2 separate regions of the Homo sapiens genome follow, and region 1 is linked to region 2. Evidence: chromatin loops called from intact Hi-C (ENCODE). Cell type or tissue: HCT116. All regions are shown on one strand. Each heading gives the region's core, and the rest is flanking DNA. Links, peaks and the distances in the headings are about the cores only.

Evidence for each region. Hi-C counts contacts between places; a loop is a spot of excess contacts. Peaks named below come from ENCODE experiments on the same cell type or tissue, not always from the same donor. Only the 100,000 strongest peaks of a DNase experiment are listed, where the experiment ranks them.
Region 1: it touches region 2 in a loop (7-fold over the local background); 5 of 110 quality-filtered maps call a loop at or near these places.

What each region holds. Positions count from the first base shown.
Region 1 is chr2:46,054,135-46,070,582 of GRCh38, reverse strand. All of the region lies in intron 10 of PRKCE (protein kinase C epsilon), which reads right to left. Among named protein-coding and RNA genes, the nearest start is that of EPAS1, 240 kb to the left of the region's middle. RefSeq lists an enhancer at 2,070-3,269. In HCT116, for the core only: a CTCF peak has its summit at 7,480 (motif pointing left); a DNase peak (open chromatin) is centred at 7,462.
Region 2 is chr2:46,883,549-46,899,996 of GRCh38, reverse strand. MCFD2-AS1 (MCFD2 antisense RNA 1) reads right to left here and starts at 722. Exons shown (of 2, transcript NR_199007.1): 1 at 683-722. RefSeq lists a silencer at 9,509-9,693. In HCT116, for the core only: a CTCF peak has its summit at 10,791 (motif pointing right); a DNase peak (open chromatin) is centred at 10,816; H3K4me3 peaks cover 745 bases.

The DNA of each region.
Region 1 (16,448 bases), core at 2,808-10,807, 830 kb after region 2:
CAACCTCCACCTCCAGGGTTCAAGCGATTCTCCTGCCTCAGCCTCCTGAAAAGCTGGGACTACAGGTGCATGTCACCACACCTGGCTAATTTTTTGTATTTTTAGTAGAGACAGGATTTCACCATGTTGGCCAGGATGGTCTTGATCTCCTGACCTCGTGATCCACCCTCCTTGGCCTCCACAAGTGCTGGGATTACAGGCATGCGCCACCGCGCCCAGCCATAAAATGCCATTTTTTTATACATCAAAAATGAAGGTGCTTGAGGCTAACATTCAAAAATGTGTATTGAGGGTCCACACAGGAAGCCTGTGCTCTGGTTATATTTATAGAGGTGGTCTCAAGTCTCTAGAACACAAAGTCTCTGCTACCTCGTGAAGGAACACAACAGTTCTCCCTGTGACCAAAGGACCCTTGCCTTCTTTAGAGTCAACCTAGAGTCCAGGTGAATACAATGTCATGTCTTTCATACAGTGGGCTGCTTTGTAGCAAACTCCACCATCTGGACGTCACTGTAAATCAGTAAGAGAGAAGAGGTCCTCTGAGCAGGAAAAGAAACACTAGCACCAGGACCCACGTGCTACTCAACAGCAGAAGTGAACACCATGTGTGAATCTGTCGGCTAGGTACCACTTTGTGGTTCTATCAGTAAAATTCAGGTTAGGATTTCAACCTTAAGAAAATTCCATTCTTCCCAGCTTAGGAAATAAGGGAATAGGTGACCGCTAGAATTGCCCCAAAATTGCCAATCTGGAACTATTTAAAGCAGGAATAGCAATCCTAACATCTTATAGCCCTTCTTATAGCCAACTGTTACACCAAAGTTGCCAAGAAAAACTAAAATAAGATTCAAAAATCTTTTTACCAAGACTTTAAAATTTGTGCTAATTTTATTATAACAGTGATGCTATTGCTATGAATGATTATGCAATGATTTAGTTTGGAAATTTTTTCCATCAAAGTGGTATACTGATTTATAAGGGCCCATATAAACTGTGTAACATGGAAACCTGAATTTCCTGATAAGTGCTAGATAAATGAATGGAATCAAAATACAGGAAACTGATTTTTTAAATGGTTAGAAAACATATGAATGACTTTTATGTTCTAAACTCTAAGTACCCTATAGTTGTTCTTATTGTTGATTGGAGTATTTTTTTTTGCAAAGTATATACTTTAAAAAATCCTTACTTACAGAAACATATTTTAGACGCATACCATATCAGAATCCAGAAAAGGCCTACTGACAGCCTTCAGAAACCACTTCAGAGAACAGTCATGTAATTTCAACTTCAATAGTTAGTGACTGGCAATTTGGAGATATTTCACTTTCCAGGTGGTGAGCAACAGGTAAGTGAGAATACAGCAGAGGCTACCACGTAAAAGAAAGTCTCTGAAATGCCCTGGTCTGTCTGCTCACTAGAAGACATGCCACTTCTCCTCTTCAAAGCATCTTCAATGATTCTTCAAAGCATCTCCATTGTCATTTGGAACCAAGCCCCAGTTCTAAGCAGCAGTGCTTTCCACACTTGAGCATGCAGAAGAATCAACTGGACAGTTTTTATAGCATAATTCCTGGACTCCACACCCAAATATTCTGATTCTGCAGGTCTAAGTTGGGACCGGAAATCCTGCATTTCTAAGAGGCTCCCAGGTAATGCAATGCTGCTAGTCTAGGGATCACCCTTGGAGTCACAAGGACCACAGCTCCTGTCGTCTGGTGGTAATCTAAATTTCAATCTGGTATCTCACAAGTCCCTACTTGAGCTGATCTCTTTTAATATCACAACCACTTCTTGCTCTTGGTTACTTCTGAGGCATTTGGGCAACTGCTCCAAGTCTCTCCCGTCTACATGCCAGGCATTTCCTATCCTCCTGCTCATTGGTGATGCCTTTGCAAATGAAGACAGCCCTTGGAGAATTCTTCTGCTTCTGAATTCACGGCAATCCTTAAACTACACATCTGATGATTGATCTTATTCTGTATGTGACAACCTTCTACCATTGCCTTATATTGTTACATCAGAGAGAGTTTTTTAAAGTTGGTATTATTTTTCTACCCTTCTTCAACTGGTCTTTCTCAGTCCTCATGAGTAGGAATTATACCTTGCACCTAATGGTACACCAATAAATAATGACTGATTAATTAGATATATCAATTAATATATTTAATATCATTTTGGTTCTGCTCTGCTATGATTGTCTGAACTACCAAGGTGGGTGAGCACCATTACTCTAGAAAACCTAATTCAACACTGTTTTATTGTCTTGTTTCCCAGGGCAGCTCCTGAAGTCTCTTTCTGAATCCTTTACTGGACCTAACAGAGTAGGCATGCTCGTAAGTTAGATAGCCTATGACTCAAGTGGCTCACCAAAATAGATTATTTTTTTCATCCTGGATACAGACCAGCTAAGGTTTATACTAATTCATGACCCTCTGTTAAGAATCTCAAAGGGAGATTCTACCCACTGATAATGTAAAAGTGCAGACAAACCCCCAGTCTCTCTCTGAACAATGAAAACGAAAGATGTTTCCATTGCCTTCTGACTAATCCCTTCGCGAGTGATATAATCAGTAAGCCAGTAAGGAAACCCTGCCTTCAACGAGAGTATGATGTAAAAAATGTGCATTCTCTTGCAATACTGACCCATGAACAATCTAATGCCAGGAAACCCACAACAAATGCCTGGAATACCGGCATTCCAGATTCACATGACTTTTACTGTACCCCTACCTTGCGTTATATTCTTGGTCTGTAGCGTTAGGAGAGTTAGCTAAGTAGTTATTACCAAGTTGTCTAGCTTGATAAGGATGGGCAAGCCCTCCACTGTAGACCCCCAGGCTCTGCTTTAAACTAACGGGAAGTTTTATGCGTTAATTTCATGAATGCCATTCAATGTTCAGCAGATACATTGTGAGCATCTACTAGATGCAAGCAGCGTTCCTGCAACACATAAAGTGCTCATTCTTCTTTTGCTCAGAACTCTAAGATGTGTCCACCCTTGAAATTACACATGGTGTTTCATTTTGCACCACGTAGGCTGGGCCCAAACCTGAATACGCACCAAACATGTGGAAGAGACGAGAAAGACTGCAGGGAGCAAAGGCCAGGCCACAGCATAAAACTCACTGCCTTCGGCTAACAGGTACTCCTGTCACCTCTGCCTTCCAGGTAGCGCCAAAACTGCCTCTCAGATGTCACCTCAGGCTGTTTATTGTGACTCTGAACCACTACTTTAAGTACCATTCTTTTCCTATTAATCCAAACTGTTTAAATAAAATTATTTTGATGGATGAAGACTCAGTATATATAATGCACGTCATTCATTTGGCACTTGTTCAAATAGGATATGGTGATATCTTGTATAGGACCAGGCTGAACATTTATCTGTAGAAAGGAATGCATTGCTTGGCCAATTAATAGCCAATGCAAAGGTAGATAATGTTTTAAATAATTTAAGAATAGAAAGAAATTTTTGGCACAGCAGTAACAACTACCTATTTAGCAAATGTGCTGGTTAAAATGATCCTTATCTTTTTATCATGTCAGGCTCTTCAGAACTTCTACCTGACAACAATTTTATTAGCCGTTCTAGTTCCTGTCCATGCACAGAAGTAATACAATGTCATCACTTTGAACATATTCCATATTACTCAGATTAACCACCAGTTCAAATGGTTCAAATGAGTTTCCTTTACCACGTATCTATGGAGAAGATAAAACTCTGCCAACTTAGTTAAAAAAGAAGCAATGATAAGAATCATTCTTTGGGGTTGACTTCCCACCACCCCAAAGACACAGCTCACCACAGAACTAACTCTTCTCCTCCTGTCTGTGAAGCCCAGGACATAGTTCCCACGTACTTATAACCAAGGGTCAGCCAGTGACAACAGTTGCCTGTAGCCTAAGAGCACAGCGAGAAACTTCTGTCCTGCTCTGATCATCTAAATGGAAAATTTACGAGATATACAGACAAATCAGTTCACAGACTATGCCCCAAGCACTAGAAATAACTTATTTCTACAATGTATTTGTACAAAATGTTCTGGATAATATAAAGTTGTTAAATGAATATAAGTCTAGGATTCCTAATTGGAGTGGATCGTTCCCTGCCCTCTTCCCCTGGAGATGGGAAAATCAAAAAGCAACAGACAGCCTTAGCCAATTCAACCTCTACCTATCTATTTTCATTCATAAATTCGGAGGGAAAGAAAGGAAGGAAAGAAAGTGAGGTCTCAAAAAAATGAAGTGAGGTAGGTGACTCATTACTTCAACATTTTCTTGGGGGTAACTTTAGCCAAGCCAGTGCTCAAGTAGGTGTATAGGCAGAAATAGGGGGAAAAACAGATACATCAAAACAAAGGAAGTTTATAAATGCTTCCCCTTCACCTGATATTGTACAGGGCCATCTCACCACGCTACAGCCCCTGCAACCCCTCACCACTTCTGTGTCTTTCCTCTAGGTCACAGCCTGCTGCTCCACACTCTGTCATGGGAGATGCCAAGGTTAAAATGACAGTTGGACTGTCAGCATCCAGCTTTTTGGAACGTCTGTTAAATAGTCTTGACGGATGCTGGATCTTTGCAAATGGGTGGTCGGGGACCAATACAGTCTCAGAAGAGGTATTTAAGACAAATTAAACAGCAGTGTTCCCCTGGCCCCATGGGCAAGAGGCAAGAGTGGGTTAGCTTCCCAAGAGACCGTGCCATCAGCTAAAGCATGAATCAACTGATCCATTCTATTTTTTAAACGTTTGCAAACACTTTCCTGGGATCAGTACCATGGCTCAAAGCACCTGTGATCATTTATGGCTTGGAAATATAATAAAGATATTTTAGGATAATTTTTTAATTGGAAAATATTTAAATTCCTTTTTGCCATATGTTTCTGACCTCCAGTGACCTCAGATCTTGATTAGGAAGATAAAGCAAAGACCAACCAGAAGTATGTAATTTTAGAACAGGAAAGTCGATCTGAAAAGTAATTTCTCTAAATTTAGTTACAGTAGCTCTTATCTGAACTGTGGTCCTTACACACCAATAACTTTTGGCTATTCAGATGAGAAGAACAACAAATTTTTTACCAAAATTGTTGTGTTCTTTTTCTGACTCAAGCTTAACCGGACAAATGAGAAGATGGAAGGGCTACTGGTGGAGTCAGAGAAATTCTTTACGTGAAATGACGTCTGCTTTTACTTGTTGGGAAACAGATTATTTTAAGAGAATATTAGAAACTATGACAAACCCCAAAACTGTTTCCCGTCAGAATTCTTGGAGGAATTGCTTAGTTTACCCACAGACACACTCCCTGGCCCCTGAATACTAGATAAACAGCATTCTTTCAAGATACAGGTCTTGAACAGTCATTTTCCCCTTTTCTCTTAATAGCAGGCTTTTAGGTTTAAACTATCCAGAAATTACATTACCACCCATGTCTCCTCCTCCTTTACCTGTTTGCAGAAAAGAAGCTTGGTAAATTATTATCGTATAATCTGTGATGCCAGCGCTGAAGTGTGGAATAATTTAAATATTTTGAAGGGTCGAGGATGTACAGGGTCAAATAACTTAAGAGCATGGCTTCTCAAGCTAGAACATGAAAAATTTCTCTTCTTCTAGTTGAAAATGGGGAGCCACATCTACAGAAAGCTTGGGCTTGGTGTTGGCAACAATGGGGCCTCCCCTTTCCCACTGCCCCAGTCCTTTTCTCCCCACACCCACATGAAAGGACGATACATTCCACAGGCCATGGATGAGCATCAAGTAGCAAAATTCTATAAGACTAAGAATCCCCCAGAAAGAGCCCAAGAGAATTACCAAAAAAACTTCTGTAATTTTGCCTCCAGTCCTAGTTTATTATATGTTACCAGTTTTAGGCCAATGAGGCATTTTCCAACTTCCCTAGTTCGTACTGTCACCAAAATCAGAGTCTAACTATGCTTAGAAAATGCTTCTTTGTATCTCCCTAATTCTTCTTCTATCTAATCTACAAAGGAGATAATATTCAGTCAGACTCTGCTTCTGGTGCAAGCTGCTGATGAAAATCTAAATCCCTCATGCTATGATTTAAGCAGTTATTGCCAAGACTGTCCTTTCTATTACCATCTAATATCATTTATTAAAGAAACCATTAGTGCAAGGAAATCTGATTAATTTGGGATTGCCAATTACTGAGAAGTGAATCATTAACAAATTCATATGAACTTCATTTGCAAATAGAGAACTTTTGAGTGTCGAAGGAGAACGACTATATTTTTAAGGGCAGTTAACAATTTTCTTTTTCTTTTTTTTTTTTTTTTTTTTTTGAGACAGAGTCTCACTCTGTCACCCAGGTGGAATGCAGTGGTATGATCTTGGCTCACTTCAACCTCCACCTCCCAGGTTCAAGCGATTCTCCTGCCTCAGCCTCCTGAGTAGCTGGGATTACAGGCACGTGTCACCATGCCTGGCTAATTTTTGTATTTTTAGTAGATACAGGGTTTCACCATGTTGGCCAGGCTGGTCTTGAACTCCTGACCTCAAGTGATCCGCCCACCTCGGCCTCCCAAAGTGCTGGGATTACAGGTGTGAGCCACTGTGCCCGACCAGTTAACCATTTTCATAGACAGTAAAATACTGTTAGCAAATGAAAGATGTGAGGCCTAACACCTGATGATAGTCAACAACTCTTCGGGCTCAGAGAGGACTGGAATTCTGTGAAGTCATTAGAAATGAATACTCCACCCTTCTCTCAGGTTATTGAATAATCTGTATCTTAAATGACTTTGATAGGAAAATGCTACTCCAATTTAGCCAGAAGAGGAGTCGCTGGTAAGGAGTTGCTGGTAAGGATTTTTACCCCAGAAGGAAGTGGCGATTGGTCTAGCAAAACACTGTAAATCTTTTCCTGCCCCTTGCAAGATGGTCACAGTTGCGGAATTCTCTGCCCTGGGAGCATGCTTGACTTCCATTTTCAAATACAAGGGAAAACAAACAAACTCGAGCTGCTTCACAGAGCCTCAAATAGCTTTTTCCAAAGATGGGCGCCATCCCCCATCAGGTGGGTTTTTGAGGGCCCAGACCACAGAAACCATCTGGGAGTCTGTGCTCAAAAGTTCAGAACAATCCAGAAATTATTTCAGCTGTTTTCATTTTATAAATAAAACAAAAACACCAAGTAGGAACAAACAAACACATGCTTCCATGCGTCTATTTTTAAAAGAAAAGACAGCTCCGCCCCGACTTTTTTTTTTTTTTTCTGTTCAACTTCAGGCTCTTACACATAAAAGTATAACACAATGCTGGAAACTGAAGCAGTTCCAAATTTTCTCCTCCTAGAATATCACCTAGCTATCTAAGCCTAAAGCATTTTAGGTCCTTTGTCTCCTCTTTCTGGCCCTGGATCAACGGAACATAATAACCAGTTGCTATTTCATCAACATCCCCAGGGTCCAACCTTGGCCCACTCAGCTCTGCCTTTCCAACAATCATCGCCCTCTCGTGGCAAAAGCTGTTAACTGCAAGCTACTTAGCAAGTTGACTGCAGATGGAGAATAAAATGATCAGCTTGCCCACTCTGCTTTCTTTCGTGATTTCTAAGAATGCACTTAAAATGAGAAAACTGGAAGATTTGTATGTAATTGATTTAAGTGTAGGAAAACCTACATTAATAAGCTGAGGCCGGGCGCAGTGGCCCATGCCTGTAATCCCAGCATTTTGGGAAGCTGAGGTGGGAGGATCACTTGAGCCCAGGAGTTTGAGACCAGCCTGGCCAACATAGCGAAACAACGTCTCCACTGTAACTACTCAGGAGGCTGAGGCAGGAGAATCGCTTGAACCCCGGAGGCGGAGGTTGCAGTGAGCTGAGATGGTGCCACTGCACTCCAGCCTGGGCCACTGAGCGAGACCATCTCAAAAAAAAAAAAAAAAAAAAAAAAAGGCTGAGCTTTTATACCCTTCAACTCCTACTTAAAAGAATATTGGGGGTGAAGTGGGGGAGGGTTGGTCAATGCATAAACACAGAAAGCAGATTGTTACTGCATTGCAAAGAGCCCCTTAGGTATCACTCTGTCGAACTCTCCTATTTACCTATTAGTCTTCATAGTTTGTGTCTAGTCCTAATCCCCGGGGATGGTTTTAGAATCACAAAAGAGTGTTCTTGGCACACTGGGCTTCTCATGGCTTCCTAAGGGGCACACTTTGAAAGAGAGTCTGACTAATTTGAGTAGGACATATCTGCCCAGGGAGCACCCACAGGGATGACCTGTCACCAGAACACACAAACGACCTCATGCACCGGGCCAGATTTTGTTTCTGAAAGGCTAAAACCCTATCCTCAACAAAAGAGTAGGGGACATGTCTATCGTATTCATTCCCATGCCCCCAGCATCTGACACAGGGCTTTATATCCAGCAGGAGGGCAAGAAATACTTAATGTATGCATGAGGCTGGGTGTGGTGGCTCACGCCTGTAATCCCAGCACTTTGGGAGGCTGAAGCAGGTGGATCACCTAAGGTTAGGAGTTTGAGACCAGCCTGACCAACATGGCGAAACCCTGTCTCTACTAAAAGTACAAAATTAGCCGGGCGTGGTGGCACTTGCCTGTAATCCCAGCTACTTGGGAGGCTGACACACTAGGATCTCTTGAACCCGAACCCGGGAGGCGGAGGTTGTAGTGAGCCGAGATTGTGCCACTGCACTCCTCCTGGGCGACAGAACGAGACTGTTGCAAAAAAAAAAAAAAAAAAGAAAAAGAAAAGAAAAGAAAAGAAAAGAAAAGAAATACTTAACGTATGCATGAGTGACAGCGAGATGCTGAATGGGTCTTCAGGAAAGCAAACACCGTGCTCATCTCCAGGGTACTTTGATTTCCAGTCCTGATTTCTCCCAGGAACTAGGGGATTTAAAATGCTACTCCGGGAATCCTTACAGATACCAAGGAGGTGGCTTGGGGGTTGGCCCCCAGCTCACTTCAGTAAAGGGAGGATTCCTCTTTCATAAGTTTATATATTGAGCTTCTCTGCAGGATTCATATTAAGGAAGGATTCTATTACTAAAATAGCCAGAAATGACTGCTCTAGGTCATTGGCCCCAGCACAGTAACAACGGACTTGAGAGAAATGGTTCTTCTCTCACCCAGAGAAAACAACGATAACTAAATTATAGGGGGGAAAAAAAAGAATAAAAAATTGTTAAAGGCCAGGCACCATGGCTCACGCCTGTAACCCCAACCCTTTGGGAGGCTGAGGCAGGCAGATTGCTCGAGCCCAGGAGTTTTGAGACCAGCCTGAGCAACATGGTAAAACCCCATCTCTATAAAGAATACAAAAATTAGCTGGGCATGGTGGGGCACACCTGTAGTCCCAGCTACTCAGGGGGCTGAGGTGGGTGAATCACCTGAGCCTGGGCATTTGAGGCTGCAGCGAGCCCTGATCATGCCACTGCATTCCAGCCTGGGTAATAGGAGTAAGACCCTGTCTCAAAAAAAAAAAAAAAAAAAAAAGGAAAAAAAAGAAGAAAAGAAAATCATTAAAGACAAAAAATCTGGCCGGACGCAGTTGCTCACTCCTGTAATCCCAGCACTTTGGGAGGTGGAGGTGGGCGAATCACTTGAGGTCGGGAGTTCAAGACCAGCCTAGCCAACATGACAAAACCCTGTCTCTACTAAAATTACAAAAATGAGCCAGGTGTGGTGGCGTGCGCCTGCGGTCCCAGCTACTCAGGAGGCTGAGGCAGGAGAATCACTTGAACCTAGGAGGCAGAGGTTGCAATGAGCTGATATCGTGCCACTGCACTACAGCCTGGGTGACACAGTGAGACTCTGTCTCAAAAACAAAAAACAAAAAAACAAAAAAAAAAAAAAGGAGAGAGAAAAAAATCTGACTATAAGATTGACAGAACTAGACAATTTCTTTGGGTGAGTGGGATGGACGCACAGGTGCATACAGCAACGGGAAGGGGAGGAGGGGTGTCTTATAATCACACAGAACTCTTCCGGGACCCTTTTCCCACTGGAACTCAGTGGTCCTGGAGGGAAGGACTGCTTTGGGAGCTAACAAGATTGGGTACTGTTTTCCTTCTCTGGTCTTTCCCCTCTCCTTCTGGATGACAGCTCCGTGTTGATGAGTGTGTGTGGTGCCCAGGAGCAGGAGAGCTCCCAGACAACTCACTTAACCCTCACTGCTTTGCCTGCCTCCGGTGTCATCACGAAGGTATTGTAAAACCATGGGCAGGGTCTTCTCTCTTGTGCAGGTTCTTGGGCTGCCCGGGCAGTGCCCAGGAGGAAGGGCTGTCTGACCTGACGTATGGAGATTAGACATGAACTTGCTACCTCAATCATACATTTGCTTAACTTCAGCTTTGGGGGGCTGAAAATGCATCCCTAAACTGAAATAGTTATGTTCCCTAGAGAAAAGATATGGCAAAAAGACTCTTCTCCCAACTAGTAAGCAATTCAAAGCCAAAGATATACACTGAGGTTAATAAAATACAGAATAATTCACATTGAATTTATTTACTATTTTTTCTTTAGTCCTTTAAAGTTCTTTTAATTTTATTTGGTTTTAATTTTTCCCATATATGTGGCAATAATGCAAACACATGACCTTGAGCACAAAGCAATAAGAAAATGTCAAATTAGTAGTAAGAAGTGCTCCTGGATAATCTCTAGAATGTGCAATATCCTTTGAAGTTAAGTTTATTTCAAAAATAATTCAAATGCTGAAATAAGCAAATTACAAGTAGTAAGCAAATGGCCCAAACCAGGCACTGTTGTTGTTGTTGTTGTTTTAAAGAGACAGGGGTCTCACTATATTGCTCAGGCTGGAGTGTAGCGGCTATTCACAGGTTCACTCATAGCTCATTACAGCCTTGAGCTCCTGGGCTCAGGTGATCCCCCTCAGCCTGCCAAGCAGCTGACACTCTAGGCATCTGGCTTCTGGGTTTTGAGAATGTTGAGAAGTGCAAGCATGGTAGGCAATAACTAAAATAATAAACCGCCTCTCAAATCTGCTTAGAATATTAGAAAAATAACTAATCTCTGCAAATGTGAGATAAATCCTAATGGCCTGAGTTTTTCTGAATAAGATTCTGGAAAGAGACTACTGAAGTACTTGTGCCATAAAGATTGACCAGTCACTGCTGCTGGTTACTTAAAGGAGTGACAAGAATCATCCCTGGTTAATGTAATGACTTATGGGCTGAGGCCACTGTATGTAGTGATTGCAGAAGATAATTTGTTTGGCTAAAGGAAAACAAAGTGCAAATAAATAGGCATTAATACTATTTTATTTGATCTAAAAGTGATTTTTGGAGGGTCAAGGGTTGAGGTCTCACTCTGTCATCCAGGCTGGAGTGCAACGGCGCGATCATGGCTCACTGTAGCCTTAACCTCCTGGGCTCATGGCTCACTGTAGCCTTAACCTCCTGGGCTCATGGCTAGTGATCCTCATGGCTCAGCCTCCCAAGTAGCTGGGACCACAAACAAGCACCACAAAGCTCAGCTAATTTTTAAATTTTTTTGTGGAGACACGGTCTTGCCACGTTACAGGCATGAGCCACTGCAACCAGCCTGAATGATCTTTTATTCTATTACTTAAAATGACACTTTTAGTGGGGCATAGTAGCTCATGCCTGTAATCCAAGCACTTCACAAGGTGAAGGCAAGAGGATCACTTGAGCCCAGGAGTTTGAGACCAGCCTGGGCCACACGGCAAGATCCCATAGCAACAAAAATTTTAAAAATTAGCTGAGTGTGTGGTGGCACCCGCCTGTGGTCCCAGTTCCTTAGGAAGCTAAGCCGGGAGAATCACTTGAACCTAGGAGGTTGAGGCTGCAGTGAGCCGTGTTCATGCCACTGTGCTCCAGCCTGGGTGACAGAGCAAGACCCTGTCTCAATCAGTCAATCAATCAATCAATTCAATGTGAGTGAAACCACAGCATTTGGGACATCTGGAAGACTGGAAGTGTCGAGGCCTGTCTTGATGGTGAGTAGTCCGACACTCCGCCACCAGGTGATATGCAGAATGAGTCTGGCGTTCACATCTTTACCACAACTTTCTGATTTGAAACGACTCTCATCTCCCCTTCTCCACTGCCTGTTTCTCCAAGCCAGGTTTATGGGATTTAAAATTCAGACCCTTTTTCTTCTTTAGTTGAAGTTTGGTTGATTAAATAAATATTTGGCAGTTTAAACAATGAGCCAGTTCCTTTGGGAACATGACGTTTCATCCCCACACAATGAGCATCTGGATCCCAGCCAGTCCTGTCCCAGCTTTCCAGAGGCTGGATGGGTGGTGTGGCCAGTTAGCCTCCTCTTGTCCTGACCTGCCATGGGCCACCAAGCCCTGGATGTTTGTGTCCTGCCAAGAGGGAAGCCTCAAGTCTGCAGAAGCAGCAAAACTCAGTCCTCCGTGCAGCCTTGTCTAACGTCTGTGTGCACCTATGCAGGCCACTTTACCGAATGGGAACAGAACTAGATGGTCCCTGAGGTTCCTTCCAGCTCTAACTACAAAGTGCAGAGGAAACTATGAATTTGCCCATTACTTCACTGTTGCAAATTGGAAAGTGAGGGCAGAGGAAAGGAAACTGAATTAGGAGGTAACTCCTGAGGTCTGACCAAGGTTCGCATTCTCTTTGTGGCCGGCAAGTGGCTTTTGCCTTTCCTTCACTTCAGTTAGTGTAGAAAGAATCACTGTGGATGGCCCTAACAGTGGTATTTATACTCAGATCTTTTCACAAGTTGTTGCTTATCTGATCCTCACAACAGCTTGGTGAGGGAGACAGGTGGCTATGTCCTGATCTCCATTTTTGTGAAGGAACAAACTGACGCCTGAATGCTTGAGAAAAAATACAAATTAAAATAAACAAACAAAAATACAAGGTCATATAGACATTCAGTACATTAAAAAAAATTTGAAGGCTGAGCCGGGTGGATTACCTGAGGTCAGGAGTTCGAGACCAGCCTGGCCAACGTGGCGAAACCCCGTGTCTACTAAAAATACAAAAATCAGCCGGGCATGGTGGTGGCGCCTGTAATCCCAGCTACTCGGGAGGCTGAAGCAGGATGATAGCTTGAACCTGGGAGGTGGAGGTTGCAGTGAACTGAGATTGTGCCACTGCACTCCAGCCTGGGTGACACAGCAAAACTCCGACTCAAAAAAAAAAAAAAGTTGAAGAGAATATTTTTTCTTATCCTGGTTCCCTCTGTTTCCAATACTTTATACCAATAACTTTCAACTATGTATTAAAGAGCCCTAAATTTGGGGGAATAGGTGGGAAGAAGAACAAATTTTCTCAAGATCGTTACAGGAATGTTTCCCATTCCACACGCCCCTTGACACCAGGTGGGATTATTTTTGCAGAAGCAATGCTATGTGACTTCTGAGAGTACGTCATGAAGACAGTGGATCTTCCACATCATTCACTGGAATATTCTCTCCTGAACACTTCAGCCACCACGTGAGCAGCTTGACTGCCCTGAGGCCACCATGCTATGAGGAAGCCCGAGTCAGGCCATACACAGAGACCACATAGAGAAGCTCTGAGACTCCATAGAGAGAGAGAGATGCCCAGCCAGCCCTCAGTTGTTTCCACCCCCTCCATCCCCACTGTTCAAACCCTCTGTAGCCACACAAGAGGCCCTGAGCCAGAACCAACCAGCTGAGCCTCTGAGTTTTGGGGTGATTTCTTTTGTAGCAATAGTGATCCAAACAGGTCCAAGTTTCCCCTATCAGTCAGAGCAGAAGTGCTTTCATCTGTTTTATATACTTGAATTTTCTCATTAATATTAGAACCATGATTCACTACTTAAAAAAAGAAAAGTTTGAAGGCTCTCTTTAAGAATAAGAGAAGAGAATTTCAGCCCTGCTACCACCTGCTGGAAGGATGACATGATGATGGCAAAATCTAACTCTAGGCTTGACTAGTATCCAACACATATTTTTAGATAGATAAATAATTACTCATGAGGCAGAGTAAAGCTTGTAATGAAAAGACATTCAAGAGGAAAAGATCTAAATTCTGGAAACATCTTAATTCGCTAATTGCTGACAATTTTTATCTTAATCAACGCAATACCTTTTAAGAAAGAAAAGATGAAAGGATTTGGGGAAAGTACCATACAATCACTGCAAATAACATATAGGACAGGAACAGCTTATTGGAAAGCCCCTGTTAGGAAAACTTAATCCCATATAAGTTACTGTATGCTTAGCTCACAGCAGGGGCAAACGGGCCAGAGGTACTGAGGTTGGTTCTGGCTTCTGTCTTTTGGGACAGACATTTGAAGACAAAGCACACCTGGAGGAGAGAGATCTGAAACTGATGGGCCTGAAAGCCAAAGGATGAAATGGAAAAAAAAAAAAAAGGTTCAAGAACATTAACCGTGAAGAAGTAAGATCAAGATCAAATGCAATTATTGTTTCCACAAATGGCAACAGTGAACAGCTGATGGAGCTCCTACTCACTGGGTATACTTGATTCAGTCCTCGAAACAGCTTGCTTCCATTTTACAGATGAGAAAATTATGGCCTAAGGTTATAGAGCCTGTTGGTGGTAGAGCCAGGATTCAAACCCAGAAAAATGGACCCCTGAAGTCCTGTATTTTTTATCCACAATGGGTTGGCATGCAAAAATTAGACTTACTGGCCGGGCGCTATGACTCACACCTGTAATCCCAGCACTTTGGGAGGCCAAGGCGGGCAGATCATTTGAGCCCAGGAGTTCAAGACCAGCTTGGGCAACATGGCAAAACCCCATCTCTAACAAAACTATACAAATTAGCTAGGCGTGGTGGTGTGCACCTGTGGTCCCAGCTACTAGGGAGGCTGAGGTGGGAGCATCACTTGAGCCCAGGTGGTTGAGGCTACAGTGAGCGGTGATCTTGCCACTGCATTCCAGCCAACAGGGCAACAGAGCAAGACCCTCCTCAAAAAAAAAAAATTAGACTTAGCATTTTTCCAAAGGGCAGATCCAGGACTGAGAATGGAAGTCACAGCAAGGCCAATGCCAATGGTGGCTCAAAAAGAAGAATTTTCTATCTGGTAGGGGTATAAAAGAATCAAAGTTATAGACAAAGGGTATCCTATTGCAGAAAATACACAAGCCAGATAACTAGCTTTGATGAATTTCAGTCTGACTGAGAGATTGAATTGAACCAGGGTATTTCACTGACCCCTTCATGGGAGGGAACTAGAGTTCACGGGCGCTAGAACTAGCCAGCCGCTTCGGTGCTGGCAGGGGCAGACTCCACTCACCTGGTCCCGCTGAGTTCCACCCTTGTGGGATGGGGAGCACAGGTGAGCAGGTGCAGGAGCCAGGGCGAGCACTTTTGGTCGCCAGCAGGAGCAAATCTCTGTGAGGGCCCCGTGGCAGCATCTAAGGTGGTGGCTGTGATCCCTGAAGCCCCAGAAGCAGTATAATAGTGTCCTTTTAGTTTTGCCATCCATGGTGATTTAAGTATGAACAGCTCAGTGGAGGGTCAGTGTGACGGCCTTTTGCGCCTGCATACCTGGCACTTGTATTGTCCGGCGTCCAGGAGGAATGTGATCACGAACGAATTAGAGATGGTAAATGTGGGGGATTTTATTGAGGGTAAAAGTGACTCTGAGTGGGAAGGGGAGCTGAAAAGGGGATGGAGTGGGAAGTGATCTTCCCCGGGATGGCCAGACTCCTTTCTGAAGCTACGCTGTCAAGCTGTCCCTCTAAAGTCAAGCTGCTTCTCTCCAATGTCCGCCCATAGTCTCTGATGCACAGCTGCTTCTTCTCTCTGCTGTCTGAGTTCTGGGGTTTTTATAGGCACAGGATGGGGGGTGGGGCGGGCCATGGGTGGTTTTGGAAAAGGCAACATTGGAGTGGTAAAACAGGGATGTTTGTTCTCACTTTGGGCCACGGTATTAGGCTTGAGGGTAGGGCCCTTGCTGGGGACCTGCCCTCTTCTGCCCCGAATTTCCCTGCCTCCTGTCCCTATCAGAACTAGAGGATTTCTGAGAGACACCTTCAAGCCCTGAGATTCTGTGTGTATGGTTGGGGTTGCAGTTATTCTAAATTTGGACATGAGTTGTCCTAAGAATGGAAGATTTTTTGTTCTCCTGTAATTCTTCTCTACCAAACACTTTAGATATGTGGAGATGCACTCCTAGTGAGCAGAGGCTGAGGGGGTATTCTGACATAGTAGAAAAAAAATAGTAGAGGTGTCAAGAGACCCTGGCTCTGATGCTTAACTTCCTGCATAACCTTGAAGGAATCACTTAATGTCCTGCGTGTTAGTTTCCTCAGTTATCAAATGCAAGTGGGAAGAGGTGGTGCACAGCATGGGGAGGTCACTCCCATAGCCACACTGCCCATCTCACTAGCTGCAAGTGACAAAATAACTTTTTGCCTCCATTTTCTTATCTGTAATACAGAAGTAATAACAGTAACAGCCTCCTAGGGCTATTGTGAGAATTCAATCAGTTAATCATTTCTAAAGTGCC
Region 2 (16,448 bases), core at 6,644-14,643:
ATTACAGGCGCCTGCCACCATGCCCAGCTAATTTTTGTATTTTTAGTAGAGACGGGTTTTCACTGTGTTGGCCAGGCTGGTCTCAAACTCCTGACCTCATGATCCGCTCACCTCGGCCTCCCAAAGTGCTGGGATTACAAGCGTGAGGCACCGCACCCAGCCTGAAGGAAAGCTTTAAGGTGAAGCAGAAATCAAAACAAACAGAAAGGAAACATCAAGGAGATAATGCAGGGACTAGAAGATAACTTTTAAAAATTATAATCAGTATCCTCAGAGAAGTAGGACTTCATCACATCCATGAACAACATTCAGATGCCAATAAAACAAGGAACAACTGGAAAAGAGAATCTAAAAATAAAAATGATGATACCCCTCCCCCATGCTTTTTCTTAAAAGGGTTAAACCATAAGCTCAGGGAAATCTCCCAGAAAGCAGAACAGAAAGACAAATAGATAAGTGATAACAGAGAATGGATGAGAAAATAAGAGGATCTATCGTGGACATTTAATATCCAATCAATAGGAGTTATTAGGAAGAAAAGACAAAATGCGATACGGGGAGGAGAGTAACCAAAACCAACTCAACCTGGAATGAGAAACAAACGGGTCCAGAAGGTGGGAACGTAATAATTTTTTTGCCAAATAATGAACTGGCTTCAGACCAGACCAAGTCTAGAGCTCACCGTGCCACCACGCTCTGCTCTCCTCCCCATCTTCAGATCTGCATTCTCCGGCTCCGCGTAGGGGCAAGATGGCGGCGCCCGCTCCAGAGCATGCGCCTCAGCTTCAGGAAAAAGCCTATCACGGCACACCTATGCCACACACCTGTGCCACGGCTGACCTAGAAGGCTCTATGGCATAGTGCTAAGAGAATGAACTCTGGCGTCAGACTGTCTTGGTATCAGTCCTGGTTTTGCCACTTATGAGCTCTGTCGCTTGGGCATGCTACTTAGTGCCTTTGTGCCTCAGTTTCCTCATATGACAATAGGGATAATAATGATGGTATCACCTCATCTGGTCACTGTGAGGGTTAATTGAGTTAACATGGTAAAATCCTAACAACGAAGCCGGGATAGAGGAAGCACTTTTTCAGTGACAGCCAGCATTATTATTCCCAGTCCACCCCTGGACAAATCACTGAGGCCAGGGCCATGCCACATGGGCCAGTTGGCTCAGGCCTTGGTTATGTGCTGCATCCTGGGTGAGGGGCTGGAGCCCCACTGGTAATAAAATGATTGACAGTGGGGAGGAGGCATTTCAGAGAAGGAAATCCAGGTACAATTACCGGAAGAGGCGGGTGGGGAGCTGCTGCACGGGATGCCATAGCATGATTGGCAATGGACTATTTGCTTCTTTCAGAGAAATCTCCTTCCTCGCCGCTATCTGGTATTCTGGCTCCATGGCTCTGCTGAGGCCATTATTATACTGTATTGGAAGGCTCGGGCCTTCAGCAGAACAGTCCAGAGGGCCGTGGGCACCGTATTCTCGCCTGTGCCCCCACCATCAACAAGTGGGGAAGCTGTGTTCCCTATTCTTTCTGACAGCACATCATCATCCAGTTTTGCCCCCTGACTGCCGGGAATCACTCAAACTTACCTCCCAGGAACAAAGACTGGTTTTCAGACACGATCCCATCTAAAACCATTTTAGGAAAACAAAAATTATTCAGCTATGCAAGGGCCATTTGAGCCGATCTACACCTCTCTACTTCTTAACCCAAAGCATCTGCACTGGGGTTGCTTCCCCTCACCCCAGGCATTCCTTAGTAGGGAGGAGTGCCTGCTTTGCAGCCAGGAGACTGCCAGATCCCTTCAGGGGGATGCTTCCTGAGCAAGTGGGAAGGTCTGCCTACAAAAATTAAGTCACCCACCCAAGTCCTATAGCCAGGAAGAGAGAATAGAAATATGCCAAGAAGGCGCATGAGAGATGAGATGGGAGGCAAACGGGAAGGTCAGCCATGTTCTGGTCTGTGCCCAGGATTCGATGGCACCAGAGTGCTGAATTGCAGATGGGAACAGGACTGGGAAAGTCTACAGGATATTGTGTGAGGATGAACATTTAGCAGGGGAACTCAAGGGAGGGGAGTTTCTATGTCAAATGTAATTGATTTTTACAGTAATGCTCTTTAAAATGTATAAATGTGACATCTTTTCCCACTCTGTGCTTGACTACACAACTGTAATTCACTCTGTCACTCTTGGTGCTACAGGAATAAAATGCTGGTGTTTTATTATAAAAAAAACTTTCATTAAAGATCATTTGAAAATACGGAATAGAGGAGGGATGAAAATACAATCCAATTGTCCAATATAGCCATTGTATTACGGTCTATCTCCTTTTGATGTTTTTTTCCTGTTTCTATTTTGTTTGTTTCTTACATACTTGTAATCGTGATATTTATACAATTGTATGTTTGTTTGTTTTATCAAAGGCATGCTCATGCATAAAACCTTTTCTATTTTTACCATTATTTTTTGAGGAAATTGAGTTACTGAGGTTTGAGCAATTTTAAACCTTGGTCAATATTGCTAAATTGCTGTCCCAAAGAGTTACTCTAATTAAAACTTCATTCACATTGTATATAAAGAGGCTATTTCCTTTAGCTAGACTCATAGCATATACCAACAAGTGTTTCCCTAAACATAGAGCAACGAGATATTAGTGCTTTTAAATTTCTGGTCACATTAGTGCTGTATACACCAGCACTATATATATCTACCATTTTATTCAGTTGTGTGTTTGTTTATTTGTTGATTCATTCATTGGATATTTATTGTGTGTTTGCCATGTAACTTCTTTCGTCTAGGCTCTGGAGTTAAATAGCTTCTGAAGAAGAGAAAAAGCAAGAAGACTTTTTGTTTCTAATTTTTTTTTTTTTTTTTTTGTAGAGACTGGGTCTCATTGTGTTGCCCAGGCTGGTCTCAAACTTCTAGGCTCAAGCAACCCTTCCACCTCAGCCTCCCAAAGTGCTGGAATTACACGTGTGAGCCACCATGCCCAGCTTAAAGGCTTCCCCTGAGAGTATTTTCATCAGAGGACACAGATGTATTTTTGCATAGCATCCTCAATAAAAAGAGCTAAGTCACATTTCCACCTCAAGAGAGAATTCATTCTATTAAGAACTCTATCTAGCTATCTGTCATCTATCTATCTATCTAGCTATCATCTATCTGTCTATCTATCTATCTATCTATCTATCTATCTATCTATCTATCATTTCAACCACGGAATTAATAGCAGAAACCATGAACATTATATCTGAACTTTTTGGATCTTTAAAAACCAAGCAGGACTTCTGCTTCTAGGAAGATGGAGTAGAGGCACTTCCCCCTAATTTTTCTTGCAAATTACAACAAAAACCCTGGACATTATAAAAACAACAACAAGAAGATTCTGAAAAGTGGAGAAAATAAAGCAGACTGTCCAGGGACCTTGCGACCTGAGCAACAACATGGCAGTGAGTTCCCTGGTTTTTCCTTTTGCCTCATATATGTAGACTTGGAGCTAAGGAAGCAGGAGCTCAGAAACACCAAAGGATGTAGAAAGGCCCCAGTAAAAACTTGCTGTCTCTACCCAAAGGATGAAGAAAAGGACAAGCAAGACAGAAAGCTTCTAGATAATAACCGCTCTGCTCCAACCAAACACCACAGGAAGGCTGCAGCCCCACCTGCATCCATGGCAGCAGAGTGGGGAGCCTAGACTTCCACCCTCACCAGGCCTCGCCAAGGCACCCCTCCTTCTTTCTGCTATGGTAGCATCAGAGGAGGCCAAGGAAGGAGCTGGGATTATCCCTGGGTGGTAATGAGCCCCCCTTCTGCCCACGGGGTTAGTGGAGAACATACAAGAAGCCTGGACCCCTAACTGTCAATAGGGAGGCTCCCCTCCCCTTCCTGCTGGATGGTGTCAGAAGAGGCCTACTGGAGAGTCAGGACTTTCAGCACTGCCCAGTGATAACAAGGTGATGTTCACCACAGTGTCAGGAGAGACCACTTGGGAGCCCAAACTCCCACCCCTGCCTAGCAGTAATGAGAAGTCCTTTCCTTGAGTGTCACTGGAAGCAGAGCAGGGAGCCTGGACACCTGTCAGTGATACAGTGGCACACCTCCTTTACCCTGCCAGAGGGGTGTCCTAGAATACCAGCTAAAGCAGAAGGTTTACATAAGATCCAGTCTTATAACATATTACAAAAATATTCAGGTTTCAGTTAAAAAAAAAATAAATAAATAAATAAAAATCGGTCTTCATACCAAAAACCAGGAAGATCATGAATAAAGGAAAAAAGATGTCAACACTGAGAAAACAGATATCAGAATGATCCGATGAAGATTTTAAAGCATCCATAGTTAAAAGTGCTTCAATGAACAATTATGAACATATATAAAACAAATGAAAACAACACATCTCAGCAAATAAATATAAAGAAGATATAAAGAAAAGTCAAATAAAAATTTTAGAACTGAGACATACAATAATTGAAATAAAAAACTCAGTGGGGCCGGGTGCGGTGGCTCATGCCTGTAATCCGGGCACTCTGGGAGGCCGAGGTGGGTGGATCAGGAGGTCAGGCATTCGAGATCAGCCTGGCCAACATAGTGAAATCCCATCTCTACTAAAAATACAAAAAATGAGCCGGGTGTGGTGGCAGGTGCCTGTAATCCCAGCTACCTGGGAGGCTGAGGCAGGAGAATTGCTTGAACCTGGAAGGTGGAGGTTGCAGTGAGCCGAGATCATGCCACTGCACTCCTGCCTGGGCAACAGTGCGAGACTCCATCTCAAAAAACAAAAACAAAAACAAAAACAAACAAACGAAAAACAGTGGATAGGCTCAATGGCAGAATGGAGGGGACAGAGGACAGAATTAATGACCTGGGTGACAGAACAATAGGTGTTACCCAGTCTGACCAACGGAGAGAAAATAGACTGAAAAATGCATGCTCAGAGCCTTAGGGACCTGTGACCTATAACAAGAAACCTAACATTCCTGTCATCAGAGTTCCAGAAAGGGAAAAAGAGAGTGACTGAAAAAAAAAATACTCAAAGAAATGGATGAAAACTTCATAGATTTGACAAAAGACATGAAGCTATAGACTTAAGAAGCTGAGCAAACCCTCAAGAGAGTAAACTTAAGAAAAGCTATTCCAAGACACATCATAGTCAAACTTCTGAGGACTAAGGACAAAGGAAAAAAATCTTAAAAGCAGTGCAAGAGAAACAACAGCTCGTATATAAAGGAAAAACAATGGAATGACGGCAGCTATCTCAACAGAAACCATGGAGGCCAGAAGTAAGTGGCACAACATTTTTCAAGGCCTGAAAGAACTGTCAATCCAGAATCCTATGTCCATTCCAAATATCCTTTAGGAATGAAGGGGAAATCAAGATATTCTCAATTAAAGGAAAACTAAGAGAATCTGTCCCTAGCAGATGTACCCTAAAAGAATGGCAGAAGGAAATTCTTTTATTTATTTTTATTTTTTTATTTTTTGAGACAGAGTCTCACTCTGTTGCCCAGGCTGGAGTGCAGTGGGACAAACTCGGCTCACTGCAACCTCTGCCTCCCAGGTTCAAGCAACTCTCTGCCTCAGCCTCCCCAGTAGCTGGGATTATAGGTGCCCGCCACCACGCCCAGCTAATTTTTGTGTTTTTAGTACAGATGGGGTTTCACCATCTTGGCCAGGCTGGTCTTGAACTCCTGACCTCGTGATCCACCCACCTCTGCCTCCCAAAGTACTAGGATTACAGGTGTGAGCCACTGCGCCCAGCCAGAAATTGTATTTTTGTTGTTGTTCTGTTTTGGTTTTGTTGTTGTTGTTGTTTTCTTAGCATCTACATTAAAGGCGCAAACTGAAGGAAATTCTTTAAGCAGAAAAACAATACATAAGAGAGACTTAGAATATCAGGAACATGGTAAGCAACAATACAGATAAACACAATAGACTTTCTCCGCTTGAATTTTCTAAATTATGGTTAGTGATTGAAGCAAAAATTGTAACATAGTCCAATGTTCTAAATGTATGTAGAGGAGATATTTAAATGGGGGGAGGGTAAAAGAATGTAAAGAAAAGTAAGTTTTCTATATGTCACTTTAAGTAGTAAAACGACACATGTAAAATGGTAGAGCCACCCTGGAAAGCAATTGGCAGTTTCTTAAAAAACTAAACACATAACTACCGTATGACTCAGCAATTGCATTTATGTTCACACAAAAGCCTGCACATGAGTGTTTATAGCAGTTTTATTTGTGATAGTCAAACCTGGAAACAGTGAATGGTTAAACAAACTGTGGCACATCTGTTCCATGGAACACTACTCAGCAATAAAAAGGAGCAAACTCAGCAGAAAGGAAACAAACACGCTACAGCCTGGATGAATCTCCAGAAAATTGTACTGAGCACAAAAAGCCAATCCCAAAAGGTTATATACTGTATGATTCCATTCATACTGGATTCCTCAAATGACAAAATTATAGAAATGGAGAACATATTTGTGGTTGCCAAGAATTAAGGAAGGGGTGGGAACAGGAGGGTGTGGGTGTAGCTATCAAAGACCAACAGGAGAGATCCTGTAGTGATGGGGATGTTCTGTTCCTTGACTGCACCAGGGTCAACATCCTGGTTGGGATATTGTATTATAGTTTTGGAAGATGCTATCATTAGGGGAAAACAAGGTCAAGGGTATGCAGCATCTCTCTCCATTATTTTTTACAACCTCATGAGAATCTACAATAATCAAAATAAAAAGTGTAATTTAAAAAAAAGTGTTAAGGCCGGGTGCCGTGGCTCTATAATCCCAACACTTTGGGAGGCCAAGGCGGAAGGATTGTTTGAGCCCAGGAGTTCAAGACCATCCTGGGCAACATAGTGAGACTCTGTTTCTATTTATATTTTTAAAAATTAAAAAAAATTAAAAAGAAGTGTTGAAGGCAACATAATCTTTTCAACACCACAATGGCAGTTTGAAACTTCAGCCCTCTGGGACAGTATCTCACTAGGCCCATTACTGGGTGTTTAGCCCCAGGGACTGTATTGGTAGTGCTCTCGATAAAAGCCTGTTTCAGAGGCTTTCAGAGAATTCGCTTTGCTCTGACAGAATCAAAAGGAAACCTCATCGCTGGGCATTTTCTGTCCATGGATTTCCAATTCCCCCCTGGGTGGCTAGGGAAGGACTGCAGGTCATGCCTGTCCAGAGTGATGAGCCCTGCTGCCCAGGGAGGGGAGGGAGAGTTTGAGGGGGTGGTGTAGGGTTGGCCTCAGTGGCTCAAGTCCCACAGGACTGAACAAGCCTGAAACCAGAGATCCAACAGGCATGCAAATCAAGGAGATCTTGGGGAGAGATCCTGTGTCTCTCGCATGCCAGGGAATCAGAGTGCAGGAAGTAGTAAGGGCTTAGCCATGAGGGGGTCTCAGGTGTCTGTAGTTAAATTCCTGGGCTCTGGCCGGTATGAGAAGGGAACAAGGTAACCGTCTCTAAAGGGACAAAGATGTGGTGGATGCTAAGCCAGGTGCCCCTGGTCTTTTCTTAAAGGGTTTTGGAAGTGCCTATTCTTGTAGCCTGTGGGTTAATGGGAACCCAGGAACCCATCCATGACAACCTCGTCAACAGCCCAGCCTTGGGGTCCTGGAGCAGGTCACGGGACGGGAAGAAGGTGGCGCAGGTGGAGCAGAGGCTGATGGTAACTGCATGGAGTCCAGCTGGGGAAGTCTAAGGCCACAGCTGACCACCTCCCCTGCCTCAAGGTGGGGCCTCCAGGCTACAGCTCGGGCACCTGTGTGCCTCCCTCTCTGCTCTTCTCACAGTTCATCCCCTCCAAGAAATCAGACCTGCCCAGCCTCACTGACCACAGCTTCAGAGCTAGGCCTGGATGCCTACCCAAGCTGGGCCAACACATACTCTCCCCTGGGATTTGACAGGGCCTGAGAAGCACAGCGGCAGGCAGGAGGCATGGGAAGGCACAGGAGTGGTAGAGCTCCGTGCCCTTGCTACTCAATGTGTGGGCCACACACCAGCAGTGTCACCCAGGGGTTTATGAATGTGGAACATCAGGATCCACCCAGGTCAGTTGAGTCAGAATCTACTTTTTTTTCCTCCAGATCCCACAGGACTGAAGAATCTACTTTTCAACAGATCCCCAGTGATTTGCATGCTCATTTAAATTTGAGAAGCTCTGCTCTGGAGAGGTCCCACAACACTTATCCCCAAGAGGCCTGAGCTGCCCAGTTCCTACTGCTCTGAGAAGTGGGGTTCCATGCTCCCTTGGATTCAAAGGCTCCTGTTGACTTGCCTTTTTCTAACTCTGGCCAGCTTGGTTTCTGTATTTCTTTTTTTTTTCTTTTTGAGACGGAGTCTCACTCTGTCCCCCAGGCTGGAGTGCAGTGGCGCAATCTCAGCTCACTGCAAGCTCCGCCTCCCAGGTTCACGCCATTCTCCTGCCTCAGCCTCCCAAGTAGCTGGGACTACAGGCACCCGCCAAAACGTCCGGCTAATTTTTTGTATTTTTAGTAGAGACGGGGTTTCACCGTGTTAGCCAGGATGGTCTCAATCTCCTGACCTCATGATCCACCCGTCTCGGCCTCCCAAAGTGCTGGGATTACAGGCGTGAGCCACCGCACCCGGCCTCTGTATTTCTTTTAACGAAGAAAACCTAATCAATGCACACGGGCAGGTCTGGCGGGGACAGTATGATTCAAGGGGAGGCTGACCTTGCCCAGAGCATCAGGCAGTTTGCCATACAACCAAACGCCCCCCACAGAGGGCCAGTCCTTTGTGTTCATGAATGTTTTGAGTCAGGGGAAAAAATAAATAGGCCAGGTGTGGTGGCTCATGCTTGTAATTCCAGCACTTTGGGAGGCCAAGGCAGATGGATTGCTTGAGCTCAAGAGTTTGAGACCAGTCTGAGCAACATAGTGAGATCTTGTCTCTACAAAAAATAAAAAATTAGCCAGGCATGGTGGTATATGCCTGTGGTCCCAGCTATTTGGGAGGCTGAGGCAGAAGGATCACTTGAGCCTGGGAAGTTGAGGATGCCTTGAACTGTGATCACACCACTGCACTCCAGCCTGGAGGACAGAGCAAGACCTAGTCTGAATAACAAATAAAATAAAATAATAAATAAATAAATAAATGCTCTGAGTCTTGTTAAATGAAAATCCTCCTGAAATGAAAGTTTCTAGTCATTTATCCTTTAGTATGAAGTACCTTCTCAGATTCTTGCCAAAGAGACCACTTTCTAGGTTGGACATAGGAGAAGTCACAGAAACCTTTCTATTTTTACACTTTGATTAAAGGCCTGGCTCTGCTTCCTCAGAGAAGGCCTGTATTGAAATTGCCCTGGGGCTGTCTTTTTTTATTTTTTATTTTTTGAGACAGGGCCTTGCTCTGTCGCCCAGGCTGGAGTGCAGTGGCGCAGTCTCCGCTTACTACAAGCTTGCAACCTCCGCCTCCTAAGTTCAAGGCAGTTCTCCTGCCTCAGCCTCCAGGGTAGCTGGGATTACAGATGCCCACCAACACACCCAGCTAATTTTTTTTTCCCTTGAGACGGAGGCTTATCCTGTCGCCCAGGCTGAAGTGCAGTGGGGCAATCTCGGCTCAATGCAACCTCTGCCTCCCAGGTTCAAGTGATTCTCATGCCTCAGCCTCCTGAGTCGCTGGGATTACAGGCGCCTGCCACCATGCCCGGCTATTTTTTTTTTTTTTTTTTGTATTTTTAGTAGAGACGGAGTTTCCCATGTTTGGCCACGCTGGTCTTGAACTCCTAACCTCAGGTGATCCACCTGCCTCGGCCTGCCAAAGTGCCAGGATTATAGGCATGAGCCACCGCTCTCTTTATTAAAAGAGAGCTCCTGGGGCTCTCTTTTAATAAAGTGCAAAGTCCTGTGTCTTTTCTCATCTGGGAAGCCCTCTCTGCCTTGTCCAGCCATGGTCACCTGTCCCTTCTCTGAGACTCCAGAGCAGCGATCCTTTACCTTTTGTGTGTGTGGACCCCCTTACAGAACAATGTTTTCAAATGCATAAAATAAAAAACAAAGGATTTCGAAGAAATTAATCATATTGAAATGTAAGCATCAAAATATTTAAAAATGAGTGATTTAGTAACATATGTGCTTATTATTTTTCTTTTTATAAGCCTTTGTCAGAATATATGTGCTTCCTAATTAGCATAGTAAGATCTAGTAGCAGGTCTACCAATCTCTTGTCATTTCTTTTTTTCTTTTTTTTTTTTTTCGAGACAGAGTCTTACTCTGTCCCCCAGGCTGGAGTGCAGTGAGGGATCTCGGCTCATAGCAACCTGTGCCTCCTGGGTTCAAGCTATTCTCATGCCTCAGCTTCCCAAATAGCTGGGATTACAGTTGTGTGCCACCACACCTGGCTAATTTTTGTATTTTTAGTAGAGATGGGGTTTCACCATGTTGGCCACGCTGGTCTCAAACTCCTGGCCTCAAGTGATCCGCTTGTTTCAGCCTCCCAAAGTGCTGGGATTACAGGAGTGAGCCACTGTGTTGGGCTCAATCTCTGTAATTTCAAAATAGTGATGGCTCTGTCGCCCAGGCTGGAGTGCAGTGGCGCAATCTCGGCTCACTGCAAGCTCCGCCTTCCGGGTTCACACCATTCTCCTGCCTCAGCCTCCCGAGTAGCTGGGACTACAGGCGCCTGCCACCACGCCCGGCTAATTTTTTTGCATTTTTGGTAGAGACGGGGTTTCACTGTGCCGAAATTTTTATTGTCAATCCTGACAATCATTGAACCCCTTAGTTCTCTTAATACATTTGTCATTTACAGATGAACCTCTAGATGGCGGCAGTGTCCCACAGAATGTCCTTTTCCAGGCCTTAGTATCCCATCCAGGGTTTTTACGTGTCACTTCTCTTTCATTCCTGCAAATGCCAGGAATGACTCCTCTTCACCTCTCCCTGTATAAAATGGCCACCAGAAAAACTCCACAACACACACACACACACACACACACACACACACACACCCCAAAATCACTCGAAAATGAATAAGAATGTGAAAAGAATCAAAACGCTCAGACTTACCTGCTTTGGGGAAAGGAATTATTAGCCTTTCCCCAAACATAAGTGATGGTCAGACAAGGGAGAGGTGATGGTGGTGCTGTGGACCCTGTAAACCCTGAAGTGTCCAAAGCAGTTTGCACCTAGACCTCGGAGAGGGAATCCACGCCCTGTCAGCTCCCTTGCCACTGTGCTTTCTTGCACCAATACAAATACCTCCTGAAAAATTCCAAACTGGTAGCAGCTGAGCAGACGGGAAAAGGCATTTTCCCCACCCTTTCATGAGGATGGCTAACCAGCGGAGACGGCCACCCCAGGGGCGGCAGTGAGTGTGGGGATGAGCAGATGAGCGACGTGGGATTCAATGGCACACAATCTGAATTTGGACAACCGGGTAGATTGAAAGGGCCAGACCCCGAGGGAGAGAGAGGGAGGGCGCTGACTGCTTTGCTCCCTGGGGCTTCCATGGGAACATGAATCCTTAAGTTTTAATTTCAGCAAGTCCTCCAGAAGTTACCAAAGCTGAGAAAACTCTCCTGCTACCATTCCTCTTCAAAAAGTCTGAGAAAGCTAAAAGTCCAAAGGAGGTGAGAAAATAAGGTAACTTTGCTTTGTAAAATGTTATCCATCCTCTTGCAACACAAGCACCAAAGAGAAATCAAACAGGTTTATTTATTGTCAAGCCTTGAGAAACAGACTAAGATAGTAGTGCTGTACCATTCTATGTTGTGAACTTTTTTTTTTTTTGAGACAGGGTCTCACTCTGACACCCAAGCTGGAGTGCAGTGGTCTCAGATCACTGCAGCCTCGACCTCCTGGGCTCAGGTGATCCTTCCACCTCAGCCTCTCAAGTAGCTGGGACTACAGGCACATGCTTCCATGCCTGGCTAAATTTTGTATTTTTTCTAGAGACGGGGTTTCACTGTGTTGCCCAGAACTCCTAGGCTCAAGCGATCCACCTGTCTTGGCTTCCCAAAGTGCCAAAATTACAGGCAGGAGCCACTGCACCCGGCCTGGTGAAAACATTTCAATATCCTCAAGGATCTCTCCATATTGTGAATGGTATCAGGAGCTTCAGACTTGGGATTCAAGTCCCAGGCAGGGTTCTTACCAGTTACATGGCCTCTCCAAGCCCCAGTTACCTTTTCTGTAAAGTGGAGAAAGTCTGGCACCTACTTCATTGGGTTGTTATGGAAATTAAATAGAAAGTGCTTGGTGCAAAACCTGGGGCATTTATTGATGACTAATTAATAAGTTGTCTATTTTGATATGTTGCTAGGCATGTATTCATTCAACCAAGCCTGCTGGATCTCTGAGGACATAAATTAAGATGAGTAAGACCCAACCTCAGGCTTCAAAGAATAGAATATTTACTGTGCTATTGTAAAACTGGGAGATAAAGGAGTGTATATACACCCACTGATAACATATTTCATGATTCTTAGATGTACTTTTTCATAGTTTAACATCTTTGACAACAGTTTTTATTTCTTGATGGTAAAAAAAAAGTAATGATGTGACTTACAATCAGTAGAATCTTAGATTTGGTGAAAAGCAGCATAAGCATAAAGAGAGTTTAATGACAGAGACAGAGCGATCAGCTTACCACCATGATTCAGCCCATAGGAACCCAATCAGAATTCCAGTACAGGGGACAGCTACAGAATGCTGTCTTCTGTCTCCTGAGACATGTCTGCTCCTCCCTGCAGTGCTTTTGGGAGACAGGAGTGGGAGAGGCCTTTGATCTTGGTGCTGAGGGCTGGGTGGTACCTAAATTACAGTGCACGTATAGGTCTTTGTCTAGAATGCAGATCCTCAGCCCCTGCCTCAGAGGATCTGGTTAGGTTGGTCTGAGGGTGGAGGCCTAAGTGATCCAACCAGCTCTGGGTCCTTCCTGGTGTGAGGGGATTCTTTGCTTGGGGAGGAGTGTCACTGCCCTGGGCTCAGGAAATGATCTTTACCCGAAATTAGGAAACCTGAGCTTGCATTCAAATGCAGCTCCTCCAGTAGTGTGCAGAGGCTAGCTCATACCGGTGGGCATGAAATCAGCCACAGTGGGAGCATTTACACCACAGTAATGGGCAAGCTTTTTTTTCTCTCTTTCTTCAGAGTCACTTTACCAGCACAGAACTGTGACTTTTCTTCAGTTGGGTAACCTCGAAGATATCACTGAAACTCACTTCAAGCCTGTTTCTTTCCATCTGAAAGGGGATTATTATATTTCTAACCTCACAGAGCTGTGGAATAAATGAGTCTTCAAGTATGAGAAAGCATCTAGCCCAGTGCTAGGCTCTAGTGATTAGTAGTTTATTCTTTCGCTCTAGAAGTTTCCTATAATGTTTTCTCCTTAGGAACTTACCAGGGTGAGAATGAAATGAAATGAACATACTTCATGATGAAATTCAAATCTCAGTGTGGATGATTAGCATTTAGCAGGAAGGATAATGGTAACTTTATGTAATCTTTTACAGTTTAACAAGCTGTATTTCATGTGGCATAAGCTTACACCACAAACATTTTCCAGATGAGGAAACCAAGGCTCATAGAAGTTGACTTGCTCAGAGTCATGTGGTGTTTAAACGAGGCAGAAACAAAAACTTTCGATGTACTGCTGTCCCTCAGTGTCCATAGCAGATTGGTTCCAGGACCCACCCCCCAAGGACACTGTGGATACCAAAATCCATGGATGCTCAAGTCCCTGATAAAAAATGTTGTATTATTTGCATATAATCAATACACATCCTCCTGTGTACTTTAAATCATGTCTAGATTACTTATAATACCCAATACAATGTAAATACTATGTAAATAGTTGCTAAGTTGTATTGTTTACAGAACAATGTTGAGAAAAAAAGTCTGTGCATGTTCAGCACAGACACGATCCACTTTTCCCCTGAATATTTTTGATCTGTGGTTAGCTGAAATCCACGGATGTAGAAAACACAGATACAGAGGGCCAACTGCGCTTCCCCCCATCCCATCCCATGACAGTAAAGCCTGTGTACAGAGACCTGGGTGGGCAGGTGGTGTTAAAACAAACCTAATACCCAAACCGACAAAATTCCTAACCAAAGCTTAAAGTTTAGTTGGAAAGCTTAAATACCCACATGGGAATCTCCTGAGGATGATGACCAAGTCAAGCCCTGGAGGTCGCCATTGGCAGATGGGCTAGTGAATTCCCTTGCCCAGACACATCGAGGGCCATGCAGGATAGTCTCACATCCTTCACACTAACCACCTGCACAGCTACCGTCTTCCTTGACTGGATTCCTTGCCTGCATTATGGTTCTCTGATCGTCACCCCCATCTTTGTAGAGAAAAGCAGCACTCAGGCTGAAGCATCATTTCCTTCTCACTCCCTTGGCTGCACTTAGCCTCTCAGTTTTTTCCAAGACAAACATAAAATTCTTGAGAGCTGAGACTGTCCACCCTGGTGTGAATGCAAATGGTGGTTTAGTTTTTGGTTTCTCAAAGTCTGAACTTTACTGCCCAAGCTGCTTATAGACTTACGAGCTGATTAAAATAAAGGAAAAGAAAACCTCTCCCAGCTGAAAATATGCCCCGGACCTTTCCAAAGTTTAAGTGAAGTTGAAATTCAGCAGCAGTTGGGCTGCAGTTGAGAAAAGGGGCTTTGAGCCAGATCCAGCCTTCATAGTAAGAAGGTGGTAAAGGGTCCAGCCTTGTAGCTCCAGGAAAGACAGTATCTTCCCTTTAAAAGAGAAAAAGTTAGCTTTCAAAGTGGATTCTCTCAACCTTGGGCTTTGTGGAAATGTAGAAGCAGCTACCTTCCCTTTCTTTCTTCTTCTTCTTCTTCTTTTTTTGTTTTAGAGTCGGAGTCTTGCTCTGTTGCCCAGGCTGGAGTACAGTGGCACAATCTTGGCTCACTGTAACCTCCGCCTTCTGGGTTCAAGCAATTCTCCTGCCTCAGCCTCCCAAGTAGCTGGGACTACAGGTGCCCACCACCACACCCGGCTAATTTTTGTAGTTTAGTAGAGACAGGGTTTCACTGTGTTGCCCAGGCTGGTCTCAAACTCCTGAGCTCAGGCAATCCACCCGCCTCAGCCTCCCAAAGTGCTGGGGTTACAGGTGTGAGCCACCGTGCCTGGCTCCTTCCCTTTCTTAAAGGAGTATGCCACTGCAATTCAGAGTTCCCACCATTTCCCAATTATTACTGCCACTCCACTCACCTGTAGAATAGACACCCATTAAAAACTCTTTCAGCCTTAGAGATTCCATGATTAAGATATTTATGATTCATCCACATTTTGAAATACAAAAAAATCATTTTGTTCAAAAATGCTTGCTGCTGTGGGAAAATGCTCACAATATAATGCTCTACACACTGCTGGTACTGGGAAGTCATGTACTAAAATGTGAACCATGGTCATCTCTGGGCTTTGAGATCACCAGTGACTTGTGTTGTTTTCACTTTCTGCATTGCATGTCATTATAATTATTAGTTTCTCTCCGACACTCGACACTCGGGGGGAACTGTAAGCTCTCTGAGTACAGGGTGTTTGACTACTGTATTTCTTGATGTATCCACATCCCTAAGAACCAGAAGGCACTTGATACATATTTGTCAGATGAATGACCGAATGAAAGCCTTCGTGAATTCAAAAAATCACTGCACAATGAGCATACATAACTGTTGAAGGGCAAGGGAAGCAGTAGATGCAAATATTAATTTTAAAAAGTGTTCTGATGAAAATTCATACCCTTAAATGCTTTTGTTAGAAAACAACATCAGAAACAAAAACCCACAGAAGTTTGAATATTGTGTAATTAACGAAATGTTAAACAGGGCTTATCCTGTCACGTCAGTTTCTAGGAGAAGATGTCAAGTCCAGGAAACTGTAGGCTGGTATCTCCAGCCATGGGGAGTCTCCCAAGAACACACCGAATCTTCCCAAGAGAGTCAGTGCTGAACACACCTGAGAATCCAGAGCACATGCAGTTTAGCCTGATTGGGCTGGGAGTCGGCAGGGGCGATGTTTAAATTGGGTGAGAGTTTGGACCTTTGATATGCAAATGAACTAGACTTTTTTATTATAGAAAATGGAGGCTGGGTGCAGTGACACACGCCTGTAATCTCAGCACTATGGGAGGCTGAGGCAGGAGAATCCCTTGAGGCCAGGGTTTAAGACCAGCCTGAGCAACACAGCGAGACTCTGTCTCTACAAAAGCAACATATATATTTACATATGTATATATAAATTTTAGTATATACATATGTAAATATATATATGTGTTTATATACGTATATATGAAATACATATAGCTGGGCATGGTGGCACGCCTGTAGTCCCAGCTACTAGGGAAGCTGAGTTGAGAGGATTGCTTGAGCTCAGGAGGTCCAGGCTGCAGTGAGCTGTGAGGATGCCACTGCACTCTGCCCTGGATGACAAAGGGAGACCCTGCCTCTTCCTGCATCCTCCTC